Linked DNA regions of Homo sapiens: region 1 is linked to region 2. The links are chromatin contacts, found by Hi-C in ENCODE. All regions are on one chromosome and are shown on one strand. Each heading gives the region's core, a stretch centred on a gene start or an enhancer-like site at or near the end of the contact. The rest is flanking DNA. Distances are from core to core; before and after follow the strand shown. Region 1 overlaps FRMD3 (FERM domain containing 3). Region 2 holds the start of AGTPBP1 (ATP/GTP binding carboxypeptidase 1).

What was found. Hi-C counts contacts between places; a loop is a spot of excess contacts on that map. Pooled maps may share reads with other maps.
Region 1: a pooled map shows a loop between it and region 2 (2.2-fold over the local background). The contact joins the enhancer-like site here to the promoter of AGTPBP1 in region 2. A Hi-C loop is called at or near these places in 2 of 50 pooled maps.

Annotation. Positions count from the first base shown.
Region 1 is chr9:83,471,098-83,473,797 of GRCh38, reverse strand. All of the region lies in intron 1 of FRMD3 (FERM domain containing 3), which reads left to right. Among named protein-coding and RNA genes, the nearest start is that of FRMD3, 66 kb to the left of the region's middle. RefSeq lists enhancers at 66-155, 206-365. Within about 2 kb of position 1,422, at least 9 of the 41 ENCODE cell types and tissues checked have a DNase peak (open chromatin) inside an H3K27ac peak, as active enhancers do.
Region 2 is chr9:85,740,641-85,743,340 of GRCh38, reverse strand. AGTPBP1 (ATP/GTP binding carboxypeptidase 1) reads left to right here and starts at 1,387. Exons shown (of 26, transcript NM_001330701.2): 1 at 1,387-1,566. RefSeq lists silencers at 1,064-1,663, 1,734-2,053 and an enhancer at 2,224-2,373.

The DNA of each region.
Region 1 (2,700 bases), core at 173-2,672, 2.3 Mb after region 2:
CCTTGTGGTATTTATGAGGGAGGAGACCCATGTCTTTGGAAAGTGGACGTTGGCATAAATGCTTTCCTTCATGGGGGGTGAATTTTCCTACTTAAGTTCACTAGCTAGCCCGTGCATTCGCCCTCTTCCTCCTCTCCATGTTATTCTTGTTGGCGAAAGTGTATGATGTACTTTCTGTTTCTAAGATAGAAAATATGATGTACTTTCTGTTTCTAAGATAGAAAGTGTATGATGTACTTTCTGTTTCTAAGATAGAAAGTGTATGATGTACTTTCTGTTTCTACGAAACTTGGAGTTTACTTGTGGGGAAAGTCAAAGACACATGAACATTGAAATATTAGTAGAAACAATTAAATAGCAACAGAAGTTAATAAAAGGCGAAGGGCTAAATGGAATGCACAGAACCTGCTGTGGAAGGTAGGTGAGGGGAGGACTGGACCGGAGTCATGTGGAATGATTCTGTGGACCTAAGTATTGGGAGTTCTTGTGGATTTAGAGTTGGCAAGAGTGGGTGGACAAACTTGGCAGGGAGACTGGTGTGCACAGAGGCAGGGGGTTGGGAAGAGGCAAGGTGGGCCAGGGGCTTGAGATGTCGGTGTAAGAGTCTAGGGGCTGGAGTCCTGTGGGAGAGAAAGCTCAAATGCCAGTAGCCAGGTTGAGTTTGGGTATTCCATATACAAAGGGGGAACATCTAAGTCTTTGAGGAATATAATAATGATTGATTTTGGAGGTTAAACTGGCAGGATGCAGAAAGCGTTGGAAGGGGAAATATTGTAAGCATGGAGCCTGGGAGGTTTCGCCACAATCCTGGTGAGTGTGGCAGGGTTGGTGGCTGTAGAAGGGAAATGAAGAGGCAGATTAGAGAATAGTTTTGAAAGAACACTCGTGACTTGACTGCCTATGAGGAAAGCCTACTGGCATTTTATGCAAGTATAAATTATGTGCATTTGAGGTAGTCCAGCATAAAACTATCGAAAAAGATATTTTATATGAGAAATTTAGAAATAACCCCAAATCCTTTCTTCTCATCGGTGGCAGAGTCAACTCTCATGGCACAGGTTTTCACACTTTGAAAAATTGATCCATTCACACAAAAAGTGATTCTTTCAGTAAGAAAATCTGACTTTTCTGTTGACAGTATGCTTTATAAAGGTAGAGATATGTTCTCATGAAATAAAAGTCACCGAATGGATATTGTGCTGGCCCCTAGTGAGGAGGAGCTGGGCTGGGCTGGTGTGGCGTTCCTTTGGGTGGTGTTCTACTTTCCTGGTAGCATTATCATTGTTTCTGGCTCCAGAATGTCTCCTCTGTCACCTAGGTAAACACCAGTCAGGAAATGTCAGATCCCATGGGGTGACTGGGTGAGCCACTCACTCCCATGTATTACTAACCTTTGTTCCTGATGAGCGTTTCCTGAACTCTTTGGGGGCATGTTTCACGTGTGTGTCATAACAGATGTTCCTTGAAGAATTATGCTTGAGAAATGCTGCAGGTTTTATTTCCCTCACCCTGATCTTCTCTGCAGCTCATAGCACACATCAGCTTATTTATGGCTCTTGGGCAAGTGAGCAAACTAGTTTGACGTTGTTGACTCCAGCTTTTCCTATACTTATTTGACCATGGACCACTATTTTTGCACTATGCTTACTAAAATCTGAGCGGTGAGTTCTGGGGAAAATAGGGCTGGGAATGGAGTTTTTCCCAGTGGCATCTCTGGTAGCACCCTAGTCCCTTCAATGAATGAGCAAATGAATGTTCACGAGGCCCTTGCTCTGTGTTGTCACTATACAAGGTGATTTGCTTGTATTCTCACATTCAAACCTCAACAAGCCTCTTAGGTGGATTTAAGGATACAAGGCTCACATGAGTTAGGACACTTGCCCAAAGTTACATAGTTAGGAAATGACAGGCCCAGAGCTGGAGTCCAGATCAACTCCAAGTCCAGTGTGGGACGCCATTGCTAGCTCCCTGGTGAGAATTTTGGGTTCAGTCAGTAAAACAGCAGCCATTTCATCACAGAGGTTTCATACTTCACCACTTAAACAAATACAAATGTTTCTGTTGGTAAAATAAACCTCCCAGGTCTTCTCAGAGACCATCTAGCCCATTGTGGTCAGAAAAGAAGCTTTGAACAAGGTGAATTTGCAATGATTGGTTTTTAGCCCTTTTCCAGGGAGAGGATGAGTCCCTGTTCTTCCTGATGCTCTCTCTTCCTTTGTGTGGAGCAGTACGGGCTTTCCTGGACCTGCTCATCCAGCCTTGCCTCCCTGCATTCAGTTTCCCAAGCCGGTGTCCCACCCACCCTCACTGACCTGCAACTGTGTCCTCATGCCCTTCCCTTGTGAATGATAGCTCAAAATGGTGAAAGAGGAACTCAGTCATCTGCTGAGCATTATTGTGTAACGCTAGATATTGATATGAGAAAATGGAGCAGAGCCGTGAAGATAGTTGCCTGTTTTTCCAGTTGCCTAATGGGTTGTTAGACTCCCTGATAGACCTAGGAATTTACAAGTTGCCCAGAATGTTTCAATTTCTTTTTCCTGCTTCATCTTTTCAGTATTTGTGCCAGTTTGACCAGCAGAGCAGAAGGCCAGAGCCGTTCTCTGTGCTGTCAAATCTGTTCTGAGTGTATCATCTTGAGGGAGTACGTGTTGGTCCATCTTTTATTCTCAATTTCCTCTCACCTGTCTAGAGGCAGAG
Region 2 (2,700 bases), core at 138-2,637:
CAAACTATGCTAACAGTGCTTGTGAAAGTGGGATTCAAATTCCACAAACACACACATCCACATAATATCTTCCTATATTGCAGGTTGACTCATTTAGAAACATGTTCTTTAAGAAAAGTTTCAGGTATATTACATACATATTTAGCATTATTGTAAAATTATTACATTATTATTGGGTATTTTCAGATAATACGTTTCTGATTGGGTGGTTTGGGGTGGTGGTTGTTTCAAAATTATTTTAAATACCGTAACCTATCTTTTAGTGCTCACGATGAGGGAAACTACGATGTTTATAAAATGGCAGTTTCTTGTTCATCTGAATAAAGACATCTACCAAGGGCAAACTGTAAGAAGCACTGTGGTGTACCTTGGGTTACTTTTTGAATTGCTTTCACACCTGCTTAATTTTATTTGAACAAGATCATAAAACAAAACAAAAATCTCACAGTTCTCAATGCATTCCCTTATCTAGTTGTGATATTACATTCCTTACCATAAACAGTAGCAAACATGTTCTTGTGCAACGTGAAAAAGTAAATGATGTCAGTATTTATTTGCAATACATTGCAGTACACTGAAGTACAGTCAAAACAGAAGGGGGTGTATTAGTAATTTCTCTGACACATTACTTTGGCTCAGATAAAACATTCCGCCTTTGCCTTCAGTAGCCAACTTAGCATTACCGTTTTGATTATATGCAGGCACTTTTTCAAAAAACAGTAAATCAGCATGCTATTTTGTTCGCTGCAGCACTAGGCATCTAATTTACTGAGATTTGGCCACAAGGTGCAATCCTGTTGTTTTCTGGGAGCCCGATTGTAGTAACAGCATGTCCCTTCCAGCCTCTTATTATGGACCCTCCTTGAGGTCAGGAAAGGTCTAAGCTTTACCGCAGTCCCCAGCGTTTGATGCGACCCCGGGATCACGTGGGGAGCTTTAAGAACCCTTCCTAAGAAAGTGACTGATTGATGGCGGGGGAGGGGGTGGGCGCGGGCTTAGTTCCGGGAAAAGGCTGGGGCCCTCGTTGGGAGTGTACAGAAAGATGACTTGAAGAACGTGGGGAGTCGCTCGCAGTTCGGTACGGAGGGGCGGTGGCCGGGGCTGCTGGGTACAAGGGACCGGCAGCGCGCGGAACACCCGCCCCTAATTCCCGCTCCCGTGCGCGCTCCGCCCCCACGCGCGCGCTCCCTCCCGTCAGGCGCGCAGAGAGGCGGGGCGCAGCGCGCACGGAGGTAACAAGGGACGCGGCGGGAAGAGGGCGTGCGCTCCGCCCCGCCCCTTTCGCGGCCTCGCACGCCCCGCCCCCACTCCCTGCGCGTGCTGGGAGCCGGCTGGCAAGGCGTGCGGTGGGCGGGGCGCCGCGCTGACGTTGCCCGGGATGCGGACAGGTTCCGCCGCCTCCAGCGCCGCCGCCGCAGCTGCCGCCGCCGCCGCCTCCGCCTCGCCTGCCACCGGGGTTTGTATGAAAACACCGGGCGGCGGGCGGCGAGGGATCCGCCGTGATCCAGGTGCTGAGCCGGGTGCTGCGGCTCTGCGCGGTCCCCGCCAGCGCCCCATCCTGAGCCGGTGAGCGCCCTGCTGCAGTCCTCATGTCCCGGCCGGCCGTCCCTCTGCTCTCCCCGGGCCGCGGGAGATGCGAGCGACGGCGCCCGGGGGTAGGAGGGGCGACCCCGGATCCCTGCGCCCCTTACCTGACGGGTTGTGTAACGCATGTTACACATGTGACGCGTGAGGGGAACGCACTCGGTCTTGAGGGAAAGCCCTGACGGGGTGGGGCTTTGACTGGGTCTGGAAAACGCCTTCCCCAGTCCCCGGACCCTCGGTGGATCCCCGTCCCAGACCTTGCGGAGGGTATCGGGCGCGGTCTCTGGGCGGAGGCCGCCCTTTCTGCTCAGCCCTTTCTCTCGGGCCCGAGCTCGCGGCGCCGCGGGGAGTCCAGCCGAGGGGCTGCAGGGCCGGGGGCGGGCGCGCCCAGCCCCGCTCTCCCCCGCCCCAGTGGTAGCGGGCCGCTGAATCGCGGGCCCCTGTGCTTCGAGAATTCTAGCGTTCCCGACTGAGCGCCAGCAAGGTGGGATTTGCTGTGACATCGGCGATGGGCACGTTTGCTTCCTCTCGCTGGGTGGTTTGAGCTGAAGTGTGTCTTCTGTTTACAACTTGTCGCCTTGAGCGTTTGGTTTGAACCTGAATCAGATCACCCTGGATGACAGTGCAGAGTTTCCTTAGTGTCTTCCTTCCTGAATTGCGGGTTCTCAATTGCAAGTGTTCAAGGACTGTTGTAACCCAAAGGCTTGCTCGACTCTACCGTTGTTTTACCCCTTGTGCGGTATAAACCTCTTACGAGCACCAGGGCAATTGGAGTTGGTTGGGTTCCTTTCTTGGGCGTTTACTCATTGTAGAATGGAGTTTTCATGCATCATAGTGTAATCGATGTGAATGTTGATAATTTAAAGCCCATTTCCCGTTTTAACATAGCTTACTCAAGTGCCTGAAGATAGCGGAAATTTTCTTTGGCAGTATTAATTCTATGTGGGTTTTTTCCTTCAGGTGTTTAACATTGTAGTTGTGTTTAATTACAATGCATGACAATTTGTAGTTAGAAAGGACCTTAACAGTCTTCTTAATCGGTCATTTTCACTTACCTTTTATGTCCGTTTTTTAAGCTTTATGTAAATCAAATTATCCTTTGTGAACTTCTGAATT